Regions from separate parts of the Homo sapiens genome. Here regions 1 and 2 are each linked to region 3. Evidence: chromatin contacts called from ENCODE Hi-C or POLR2A ChIA-PET data. All regions are on one chromosome and are shown on one strand. The core of a region is the stretch at or near the end of the contact, and the rest is flanking DNA. Distances in the headings are between cores, read along the strand shown. Region 1 overlaps ELP2 (elongator acetyltransferase complex subunit 2). Region 2 holds the start of MAPRE2 (microtubule associated protein RP/EB family member 2). Region 3 holds the start of GALNT1 (polypeptide N-acetylgalactosaminyltransferase 1).

Region 1 (3,940 bases), core at 1,441-3,940, 570 kb after region 3:
GGATTACAGGTGTGAGCCACTGCATTTGGCATGTGGATTGTTAATATTACCTACTGACAGTTTTTGTTTGTTTGTTTGTTTGTTTTGAGACCGAGTTTTGCTCTTTTGGCCCAGGTTGGAGTGCAGTGGTGTGATCTCGGCTCACTGCAACCTCCACCTTCCGGGTTCAAGTGATTCTTCTGCCTCAGCCTCCTGAGTGGCTGGGATTACAGGTGCCTACCACCATATCTGGCTAATTTTGTATTTTTATTAGAGACGGGGTTTCACCATGTTGGCCAGCCTGGTCTCGAACTCCTGACCTCAGGTGATTCTGCCCCTCCCCCCGCCTCAGCCTCCCAAAGTGCTGGGATTACAGGCGTGAGCCACCGCACCTGGTCTACTGGCAGGGTTTTTATGAGGCTTAAATGAGTTAACATTTATATGATATGCAAAACAAGGCCTGGCACATACTGGATGCTATGTAAGTGTATTTTATTTTATTATTATTGTTGTGTTTTTTATTAACACTTACTTTTTTTTATAAAGTATATTGCAAAGGAAACAGAAGCAGAGACGTGTAGGGTGAGGTATGGGAGAAGGGGTGCCAAGCTCCCATGCCCTCCCTGGCTGTGCCGCCCTCCAGGAACCTCCATGTGCTTAGCTATTCGGAAGCTCCGAAGCTCCCTGAACTGTGTCGTCTTTGGTTTTTATGGCAGCTTCATGACGTCAGCATTTTTTCCCCCAGGGTGGAACCCTCTCATGGTCAGGTTTTTGTTTTTTTTTTTTTGAGATGGAGTCTCACTCTGTCACCCAGGCTGGAGTGCAGTGGCGCTATCTCGGCTCACTGCAAGCTCCGCCTCCCGAGTTCACACCATTCTCCTGCCTCAGCCTCCTGAGTAGCTGGGACTACAGGTGCCTGCCACCACACCTGGCTAATTTTTTGTATTTTTAGTAGAGACGGGGCTTCATGGTTTTAGCACCTCGTGATCTGCCCACCTCGGCCTCCCAGAGTGCTGAGATTACAGGTGTGACCCACTGCGCCCAGCTGGTCGGGTTTAAGACACACAGTCAAACAGGTGGGGAAGATTAGAGGCCTGACCCTGAAGCCTAATATACCCAATTTTGTAGGTGAAGACTGTAACAAGGGCTATGGGAGTTTTGAGCCAGGAAGTTTTGTCAGAGAAAACCAGTGTACTTAACACCTCAGGCCATGGATCCCTCAGGCCAGGGATCCTTTACATCAAAAAATATAGGCTGGGTGTGATGGCTCATGCTGGTAATCCCAGCACTTTGGGAGGCCAAGGCGGGAGGATTATTTGAGCCCAGGAGCTTGAGGCCAGCCTGGGCAACATAGGGAGACCCTGTCTGTACCAATAATTTTAAAAATTAGCCATGGGCTTGCAGCCCTGGGTATCGTTGCAGGCGCCTGTGGTCGCAGCTACTTGGGAAGCTGACGCAGGAGGATTGTGTGAGCCTGGGAAGTTGAGGCTGCAGTGAGCCATGGTTACACCACTGCATTCCAGCCTGGGTGATAGACCAAGACCCTGTCTCAAAAAAAAAATGTGTATGCACACACAGTCAATAATTAGTCCAGTCCATCATACTGTATGAATGTCTCCCAGGCTGAGGCCACTCAGGTTTGCAGATTTCCTTCAATCTTGTCAGGTTTCAGAAGGAGTAGCCTCAGTCAATATTATATACAACTTCACTTTTTCAGGCATCTGGGATAATTAAGCTAAGAGACAATGTCATCTCTTGCTCTTGAGACTCTTATGAGTTGTTAATGTGATATTGAATTTTCCTCAATGACCCATTTATTCATTTCTTTACTCTCAGCTGCTATTTCTCCTTCTCTCCATTAATACCCAAAGCTTTTCATCTTTGAAAGGCACATTAGAATTGCCATTGTGTTGATCTAGATTGCTGGCAGTAATACAAGTCAAGCAAGTAGCTCCTCAGTCTACTACGTTCAGACAGGATAAGGTTAGGTAGGTGCAGAACTAGTGAGCTATTTTTACCACCAGGCAATGTAGCTGTTTTCACCATTAGCCCTAATTTTGCTAGATGGGGTGAAGGTACAACCGTACAACCCATTCCCGTCATGCCTTAGGAATTTTGATACAAGACTTAGAAACATAGTTGCAGGGTTTTTTGTTTTGTTTTGTTTTTTTTTTTTTTGCTTAGAAATCATCCCTGCTGTTCCAGTACTTGTTGTTGCAGGCCTGGTCCTGGACCACTGCATCAGGTAGAGGAGAAAAAATAAATTAAAAAAAAAATTTTTTTGAGGCGATTTGGGGAAGAAAGAAAAAAAATATAGTCATTTTACCAGTGTATTCCTCCTTTGGTAAGAACCGCATAGTCATACCAGCATCCTCCCCAACCCCCTTCCCCATATCAACAAGAAAAACAAAAAATCTAGCAGGGACACTCAAGTTCCACTCATGTTGAGTGTGAGTACACACTCATGAAGGTGTGTAAGCCAGCCCTTCATGCTTTTATCTCCCCTTATTTTAGACAACCGATGTTTCAATCGTCCATTTCTACTTCTCTGTCAAACTGTGACTCTAAGGAGGAGATATCTCTACCCATTGTTGGACATTATGAGCTGTACAGTGTATCTTTGGTCTGAAGAAATGATGGTCGGCCATCCAGATCTATTTAATATCTTCTGTTCTGGTTTTTTTATGGCATGTTGAGCATTTTCATCTTTCATTTGATAAGCAAAACCTACTACACAGTCAGTTTCAGTTCCTGTCAAGACCCATTTATAGCTCCCCAGGTCTACTAGCATCAGTCTTACTTGCCAGCCATGTTCAGGGCCTTCCCACCAGAGTCTGCCCTGTAGCCATCAGCAGTCTCTGTTGCTGACAAACAGAGCAGTTCTTTCTGGCATTATGTGCCTTGGAATTGCCATCTACTAACCCAGCAGCTCTTGAGAGCTGTTCATCTGACACTGCAGAATCCAGCAGTTTTTCACACAGTTCCAGTGTCAGTTCTAGGGGAAAAGAAACTCCTTGCTCAAGGGTATCTCCTCCTTCCATTCTCCAGGTAGTATAAAGCATTTCCGTTTTATTATGGAACTCTTCCGGACACTGCCATCCCCATTAGAATGTTTCTCTGACATCACTGGAGACAGTATGGGTGTTTCAGGTGTCATAGGGATAGCTTCAGCTAATGTTTCATAGCAAGACAGTAAATGCCCCTCAAGTGGAAATACTCTAGTCCAAACCCCAGTAGTTGTTGCTGGGAGCTACTCAGAAGCTTTAGCCATAAGCTCGAGGAGCTGTTTCACAGAGGGTGATGAAGTGGAGAATTTATCCTTCCCAGCACTCTAGCTTCTACCCTGCATTGTGTGGTTCAGGCAATTCTGCTGGTTCCCATTTAGCATATCCAGTTAATATTGCTTGAAGGTCAGATTTACATGCTTTCTGTTTTACAGTACCAGGTAGGGGAAACATTCCCCAATCAGACACAATGTTCAGCCCCATGATACAATCAGGTAAAAGAGATGCAACCACTTCATATGAAGTGTGTTCAAATATGCCAACTTTCATAATCCTATTAACCCTTAGATTTTTATGTTCTGTTTTCAGGAACTTCACCCCCAGACCATTTTACCCTTTCTTGTACAAAAAGCTTTGGGTCCCTTGCTGCCAAGGGTTGAGCCAAAGGACTCCAGCCCTTTTGTCAGTAGTTTCCCCCCCTATTGCCCCACGCCAGATCAGATTTTTCACTGTAGTCTCTGCCTTCCAGCTTTTTTTTTTTTTTCTCTTTTTTTGAGACAGTGTCTCACTCTGTTGCTCAGGCTGGGGTACAGTTGTGCAGTCATGGCTGACTGCAGTCTTGACCTCCTGGGCTCAATCGATCCTCCCACCTCCACCTCCCGAGTAGCTGAGACTACAGGCAGGCACCGCCATGCCCGGCTAATTTCTATTTTTTGTAGAGACGGGGTTTCACCATG
Region 2 (3,914 bases), core at 689-3,188, 540 kb before region 3:
TTATGTAAAGTGAGATGTGGACGAAGGAATCAACTTGTGCACTGTGGACTAACTGGAGAAGCAAAAGATAAAATTATTAAAATAATAGCCCAAGAGGAAAGTATAAAATAGGAAGGAAAATAAGTAGGGCCCCTTGTTTGAGATTATCCTTACCATCTGGGTTGTAAAACATTTGATTCTAATTCCAGAAACTTGATACCAGAAATAACTTATTACCAGGGACATATGCTGAAGAATTGTCAGGAATGACAAAGTGTTTACTTGTTTTTAATATCTGTATCACAAAATGATAAAGCTGATAAACCATACAGTGATGTGAAGGAGTGAGTCATAGCTTAATACTTTATGACACATATATTTATGCTGTATCTTTTACACCCCAATTCTTCCCTTTTCACCCTATAAAAGGTCAGAGACCACTGCTGATAAGCAAAGAATCCTTCAAAATCTCTCCTGGCTGGGCGTGGTGGCTCATGCCTGTAATCCTAGCACTTTGGGGCGGGTGGACTGCCTGAGCTCAGGAGTTCAAGACCAGCCTGAGCAACTCGGTGAAACCCTGTCTCTACTAAAATACAAAAATTAGCTGGGTGTGGCGGCGTGCGCCTGTTATCCCACCTACTCAGGAGGCTGAGGCAGGAGAATTACTAGAACCCAGGAGGCGGAGGTTGCAGTGAGCTGAGATTGCGCCACTGCACTCCAGCCTGGGTGACAGAGCGAGACTCTGCCTCTAAAAAATAATAATAAAAAAAAAATCTCTCCTCTCTGGAGGACAGTACTGAACATATGCAGGGTCTTTTCAGTTTATAATCTAATCCGTAGACTGCACAGTGCTAGCAATTCTGTTCACAGTTATCTTTTCACAACAGTCATCTTGGAAGTACTTGATTCTTACCTTGATTTATAATATTTATTGAGCTCACATTACAGATCATTACTGTCCAGTCACATTGATAAAACCATGTCACTTGGAAGCTCCAGTTCACCACTCCTAGCTGTGTGACCTTAAGCAGTTTACTTAATCTTACTAGTTTACTCATCTTTAAAATGGGAATAATAATAGTATCTGTCACATAGCCAATATATTTGAAAGCGGTATTGCAAGGATATAGAACAGCTTGAATGTTAAGCACTTTCAAATACTAAGTGAGGTGATCACTTTTGTAATTCAAATGGAAATAGAATAAATGTCAATGAATTAATGATCTGTATCAGGAGGCAGCATAAAGAATTTGAATTGGAGGGTTTTGGGTAACTGGTAAAATGGTGGTTATCTTTTTTTAAAAGAAAAACCCTCTTTGGGGATTCCTTTGTACAGATGATCTCTTAATTTGCCATCTTTAATCCTCACATTATTAAAGGCTACATTGATTAGAAGGAAATACAGCTTCCTTGTAGGTTTTTAGCTTTTTGGCTTGTTTTTGGGGAGATGGTTGCTGCTATTTGGAGAAAGGGAGAAAGGCAGAAATTTTAACCTTAGTCTGATACCTTTTCTACAAGCTGGCCACCAGGTCCTTTTTAGGTTTTTCTGAAACCTGACCAAGTTTAATTGTCATGGCATAAAAACTTGGTATTGAAGGAGTTAAAGGGTCTCCCACACCCCTTTGCATGAATCGTTCTTTTGTGTACACAGCTGCAGTGGCAGCACGGGTCGGAAAGGAAATGGTTAGAGGAAGAGCTGGTTTTCAGACAAGGCGAGTCTGCGAGGGGGGCTGCAGGGTGGCCTGGGGTTTTACATGCCAGATGTAGGCCTGCCCCGGTGCCTGCCTGGAGCTGCTGGCGTGGTCACGCCGCGACCCTGTGCGAATTGAGGCGAGGTGATGAGTTAGCGGGTTGCCATGGCAACAGGCTGGCCACGTGACCAGGGTGCTGCTGCCGGCGCTCTGACGTCAGCTGCCAGAGGGCGGGGCCGCAGGAGGGCGGGGCGCGAGCGAGAGCTGGGAGAAGGCAGTGAGCGAGCAGGCGGCAGGCACGGTCCGTGCGGAGCAGGCGAGCGAGCGGGAAGACGCAGCCACCTTCCTCACCAGCCAGCCCACAGCGGTTTGTTCCCCTTCTCGGGAGTGCGCCAATGCCTGGGCCGACCCAAACCCTGTCCCCAAATGGCGAGAACAACAACGACATCATCCAGGATAATAACGGGACCATCATTCCTTTCCGGAAGCACACAGTGCGCGGGGAGCGTTCCTACAGGTAATGGGGCTGGCACGAGAGCAGCGCCGGGGACCGCCGTGAGGGCGCGCGGAAATCCAGCCCGTTATATAATGGAGCAGACACTGCCTGCGACCCCTGCTGCAGGCATGCATTTGTGAAGGCGGTTGTGATTATTTGGTATCTGTTTCCATGTGTCATGTTGGGTTTGCATTGAGGCTCCGCGACTGCAGATGGAAAGCATTTTGTGAATAGGTTTGCTGCCTTCGAGGGGTCTCCCTCCATCTCTTTCCTTCCACACTGATAAAAATGCATGCTGTTTTCCCCCGCTGTCCAAAGGGAGACAGGCAGTAGCACTTCCTTTCCTCCTTCCCTTTTAGATTTTAAAGGAGCCATTAGGTAGCAGTGCCAAAAGGCAGAAAACGGGAGGGTGGGGAGAAAAACGTTTGCGCTTAACCTGGAGAGTGTGCAGGAAAGATGGAATCCTCTAGATTAAGCTGCAGTCTGTGATGTTAAACCGCCAGATTGATGGAGCTTTGTAAGAATTCTGCTCGCTGATTGGTGCAGGGATTGACAGCAGAGGTGATAGTGTCAGACATTCACCAAAATTTTCTCCATAGAACCCTAGGTTTATTAGAAAGAGACTGGACTGCAAAGGACTTGAAAAAAACTGGGCGCTGTTATGCATTTTCTAAGGAGTTTATGGCCACCGCTTGGGTGGGGGAGCCTTTCCTTCTTATTTACAGTAGGAAGGTGATTCCTGGTCTTTTGCTGAGGTCTGTTTTGAGGATGGGACTGATCTTGGTCATTGTATTGTGAGCCTTTTGATTAATGAGTTGGCCTGTACGGTTGGCATCATTTTTACATTAACATATCTGGCAATATGTTCCAGTAGATAAGCTCATTAAAATTGTTTGCATTGTTTGATAAGGATAACAATGTAATGGAGAATGCAGCTAGAGTCTTATGCAGCTCAAGGCCAGACTTGAAGGGAGACTGATAGCTTCGGTCATATTTCCTCTGAAGTTCTTTTGTACTGGGGTAGTTATTTTTAAATGTTACCTTGATAAACGCTAACAATGCTTTTGCTTTGAGGCAGAGCACACATACCTCTAAAGCGCATCCTCTCAGCTGATGAGCAACAGGAAATAACTCTTTTTTTCCTTTTTAGAGCCGTCATCTAAACATTCAGATGGTATTATGGGTAGAATATTGTGTGTGTAAATGTTGCATATCACAAAATAGAACCAGAAAGTACCCTACTTCCTTTCTCTTTGGCCAAAGAAATGCAGTATTTGTTGACTCAAAAAAAAAAAAATTATAAGCAACCTTTGCCCTGTCATCTCTGGCAGTTACATAAATACTTGGAGTTAATTTTGGCTGTGCCCATGAGGTCACCAAAATCTCATGCCTTATGGTTCCAACTAATGTGTTGATATGGCATTCTTACAGATTTCAAGTGCTTGTTATTCACTTAATGTAAATCAAAATTCCTCCACAACTTCTGGAGATATCCTTTCAGAGACCCTGTGATTGGAAATTTGGGCCTCTTCTCCTCTTACTCCTCCACCTTTTTCCTCTGTGACCATCCCAAAGCCTAAAAATAGAATTTAAAAACAAAAAACTTGAAGTGATTTTAAATCTCACTAGTTTGAACTTTTTTTGTAGAAAATAAATTTGAAGCCTTCATTTTCTAAATGATTTAATCCCTGCTGTGTAGGTAGCAGTTGCTTTTAAGACAGAATTCGAATTTTACCCCACGGGCCAAA
Region 3 (3,904 bases), core at 741-3,240:
GTTTTTGAGGTTCCTCTATGTTGTATCTTCTATGACTACTTCGTTCCTTTTACTGAGTAGTAGTCCACTGTATGGCATATACTGCATTTTATCCACGCAGCAGTTTCTGGACATTTGGACTGTTTCTACTTCTTGGCTATCATGAATAACACTGTTATTAATATTCATGTACAAGTTACTGTATGAATTTATCTTCAGTTCTCTCAGGCATACGCCTAGGAGTGGAATTGTTGGGTGATAGAATACTTCATGTGTAACTTTTTAAAAAACCTGGAAAACTGTTTTCCAAAGTGGCTGCACCATTTTACATTTCCATAGGCAACGTATGAGGGTTCTAATTTCTCCATCTCTTCACCAACACTGCTATTGTCTGTCTGTCTTTTGTACTACAGCCAGTGTAGTGGGTGTCAAGAACTTCCTTGTTGTGCTTCTAATTTGCATTTCCCTATTAACTAATGATGTTGAACACCTTTTTATGTAATTGTTGATCATTTAAATATCTTTGGTAAAACGTCTATTCAATTGTTTTGCCCATTTAAAATTGGACTATTAGTCTTATTACTGAGTTGTAAGAGTTCTTCATACATTCTGGCTACAAGTCCTTTAACAGATATATGATTTGCCAATCTTTTCTCCCAAGATAAGAGTATTTTTTAACGATGACAACTTTATTCCAAAGTGAAGTTTCCTTGTGGAACAGTAACAGGCTAGTCATGATTGACTTTGTTTCAAAATATTATATAAGTACTTTTAAAATAGTAACTTTTAACTTTTATTTTAGAATACTTGGAAGATGTAGACAAGCAAAAACAGGATACTAAAATTCCAGAGATAATCTTCAGGTTTTTTTTTTTTTTTTTCGGACAGCCTTTTGGTTATGTGAGAGGTAATATAAATTTAAAAGTGGGACCACTTAAATATTAAGTAATCTCTTATTGCAGCTCTTGGTTGGCAAGCAATAAGACACAAACCTCTGAATTATTTAAGTAGAAAATTAATTTATTAAAAGAATGGTTGGTTATGCCTCGCGTGAGTGACAGAGCCAGGGTTTTGTCTTCTATCTTCAGGGCAGGGTACAGCTGGGTATTGGAATTGTACCAAGCAGTGTTTCCCAAGGGGGCACAGAGGGAGGGCCCCTCTCCGGGCACTGTGCGGGAGCCACTTCCCCAAACAGTCCCCGTTCTGCAAGGGCCCCGGCGTTGCTGCCCCCGAGACCCGGGTGCCTGCCCCGGCGGTGCGGGTCGCGGGCCTCCGCTCTCGCCGTCCTCCCTCAGTCCCGGGCCTCCTGCATCGCGGTCGCCAGGCGCAGGCTCAGCGCGGCTGACAGCGCTCCAGCTCCCGCGCTCGCGGCCGCCTCAGGCAGCCGACCGGGTTGGGGCGGCCCCGCGCTCGGCCCGGGAGCCGATCCGCTGTGAGGGCTCCTCCATCTCCTCCCACCCCGTGACCTGCTCGACGCGCAACAGCCCGAGTTGTCTTTAACTTGCTGCGGCAGCCTCTTTGTCCCGACCCAGGGTCGGGGGCACCTCTCGGCCTGGCCCGGCCCTGCCCGTAGCCGTGTGAGCGGGGGCCGGGACTGGGCGGTCGGTCCGGGAGGGGCGCCGCGCCCGACCCCGGAGTCCCGAGCCCGAGGGGAGCGTCGCGGCCCCGCGGTGGGCTCGCCGCAGCGGAGGGGGCGCGCATCCGGGTGAGCGCCGGCGCCCCCGCCTCCCCCGCGCAGCCGCACGGGCCGCCGCCGCCGCTGCCGCCGAGCACGCAGCGCAGGGAGGACCGCGCCCGAGCGCCTGCGGGCGCCCTGCGGCGCCCGCCGCGCGACGAGCCCCAAGTGAGCGGGCAGGCGGCGCGCATGCGGGGCGGCCCGGAGTAGCGCCGCCCGAGCCCGCGAGCGGGGCGCCCGGAGTAGCCGCCGACCCGAGCCGGGCGCGGAGGCGGGGGCGGGCGCGGCGGAGCGGGGCCCGGCCGGACCCGCCCGCCCGCCGGGGGAGCCGCCGGCAGTGGCCGAGGAGCGCGCGGCGGACGGCGGCCCGAGAGTAGCGCGCTGGCCGCGGGACCGGCCGCGACCGCCGCGGCCGGCCCGGAGGACGCCTGCCGCCGCCGCCGCCGCGCGCCTAGCGAGGTGAGTGTATCGCCCGCGGCTGGGCAGTCCCGGAGCCGCAGCGCTGCGCGCGGGTCGGAGGTGGAGAAAGAGGCCCCGCCGCGGCCGCGTCCCCGGTCCCTTTGTGGCCGGCGCTGCCTGGGGCCGGGGCGCGGGCACGCTCGGCGCGGGTTCGGGTCTGGGACCCCGGTGCCGTTGGACACGCGGCGTCTCTGGTTGGCAGCTTTGGCGAGCAGCGAGTTTCCGTCCTAGTTTGACATTGAGTTAGAACCGTTTTTCTTTAGAAGACGGAAGTTTGTTTTATTGACAAAAATAAAGCTAAATATGGCTTCTGGGTTCGGCCGTGTGGTACTTGCAACCGCGGTGCCAGCCTGACCCTCGCGGCGCCACGGGGGAGGGGAAGACACGCCGGCAGCGGGGGAGGGGGCTTCCCGGCCCGCTGCCCCCGAGGAGGACCCGGACCTAAATTAGCAAATGTTTGTGGTTGGGAAGTAGCGGGCTTTAGGTAATGTAGTAGCTTTTCCGCTTTTCCTGGAAGAATGAATGAATGAGATGTCATTTACTCATCCATAATCAATACGTTGCCCATTTAAGCATTTACCAGGAATTGGGATGATTTGCATTGTCATTGCTTCTCTTATCTGGTCAGCCTTGCTAGATGAGGTTCCCTTACTCCCCAGATTTGTGACCTTGTCCTCATTCTCAAAGCCACTGAGCTAACCAACCCGTCTACCAAACTCACTTGGCATTTTTTTGGTCAAGTGGGCAATAGGCAAAGTAGTCTTTCTGAACTGTTTCTGGAGGGCAGAGAATGTCACTTTGATCATATCTTATGTTTAATACATTGCTTTATAATCGTGTCAAGAACGCTGAGAGTTAGGAGGTCTTGTCATTTCACAGATGAAATAGTGAAGGCCCTAAGAAGTTGCAACTTTTCAGGTCACAATCTGAGCAGCAGAGTTGGGATTCAAACCTAGACCTTGTTAGTCCAGTCCTCTTTACATCACATCTGTGTCCAGACCTGGACTGTCCAGCGTGGGAGCCACTAACCACATGTGACTATTAAAATTAAATTTTAAAAATTCAGCTCCTCGGTCACAGTAGCCACATTTCAAGTGTTCCATAGCTAAATGTGGTTCTTTGCTACAGTTGAACAGCCCTGGTCTAAATTATACATACATTTGTTGTGTCAGTAAATATTTACTGAATGCGATCTGTCTATGAGGCACAGTTTTAAGTTCTGGGTACATGGTGAATAAGGGAGACACAATGTCCTTGCCCTATTGGAATTGACATTTTACATGATCCTTTGAGGATGTTTCCATGGTACTCCGAGTCCTGCTATTCCAAGTGTGGATGGTGTACCAGCAGCATCCCTGTCACCTCAGACTCAAGTAATGCAGAATGTGAAGCCCCGCTGCACATCAACTGAATCAGTATCTGCTTTACCAGGATTTCAAGTTATTTGTGTGCACTTTGAAACCTGAGAAGCCTTTGTTCAGCGTGCTGGTGATAACTGCGTTTAATGACTGCTCTGCTGGTTTGTTTGGTGCCTCTTAAGCAGCAGACTGCAAAACTCTTGGGAGCACTCACCATTTATGCAAATACTTGTTAAATGCCTGGCTTTCTCAATAGAGTTTAAGCTTTATGAGAGCAGAGATTGTGGCTTCCTTTTCCAGCCATGTATCACTGAAGACTTTACAGTGCCTGGTAAGCAATAAGCACTTGGTATAAATGCTTGTTGGATAAACGAATGAGTGTGCTAGGATACTTAAGCGTGGTTGTTAGCTGGGTGTGGTGGCATGCGTCTGT

What was found. A loop is a pair of places that touch in the nucleus more often than their neighbours do. ChIA-PET counts read pairs that join two places held with the same protein, here RNA polymerase II (POLR2A). Pooled maps may share reads with other maps.
Region 1: a loop to region 3 is called in a pooled map, with 3 times the contacts of the local background. The contact joins the enhancer-like site here to the promoter of GALNT1 in region 3. A Hi-C loop is called at or near these places in 1 of 50 pooled maps. POLR2A ChIA-PET finds 5 or more read pairs at or near these places in 2 of 52 experiments (WTC11 and activated CD4-positive, alpha-beta T cell).
Region 2: a map of CD4-positive, alpha-beta T cell shows a loop between it and region 3 (3-fold over the local background). The contact joins the promoter of MAPRE2 here to the promoter of GALNT1 in region 3. A Hi-C loop is called at or near these places in 5 of 168 maps with a recorded cell type or tissue (B cell, CD4-positive, alpha-beta T cell, CD8-positive, alpha-beta T cell and 1 more), 24 of 37 single-sample maps with no recorded cell type and 15 of 50 pooled maps. POLR2A ChIA-PET finds 5 or more read pairs at or near these places in 1 of 52 experiments (OCI-LY7).

The regions. Positions count from the first base shown.
Region 1 is chr18:36,147,346-36,151,285 of GRCh38, forward strand. All of the region lies in intron 11 of ELP2 (elongator acetyltransferase complex subunit 2), which reads left to right. Among named protein-coding and RNA genes, the nearest start is that of ELP2, 19 kb to the left of the region's middle. Within about 2 kb of position 2,691, at least 3 of the 41 ENCODE cell types and tissues checked have a DNase peak (open chromatin) inside an H3K27ac peak, as active enhancers do.
Region 2 is chr18:35,039,475-35,043,388 of GRCh38, forward strand. MAPRE2 (microtubule associated protein RP/EB family member 2) reads left to right here and starts at 1,939. Exons shown (of 7, transcript NM_014268.4): 1 at 1,939-2,187. The coding sequence starts at 2,066. RefSeq lists an enhancer at 1,899-2,048.
Region 3 is chr18:35,579,750-35,583,653 of GRCh38, forward strand. It overlaps GALNT1 (polypeptide N-acetylgalactosaminyltransferase 1), which reads left to right and starts at 1,991. Exons shown (of 12, transcript NM_020474.4): 1 at 1,991-2,113. RefSeq lists a silencer at 1,033-1,732.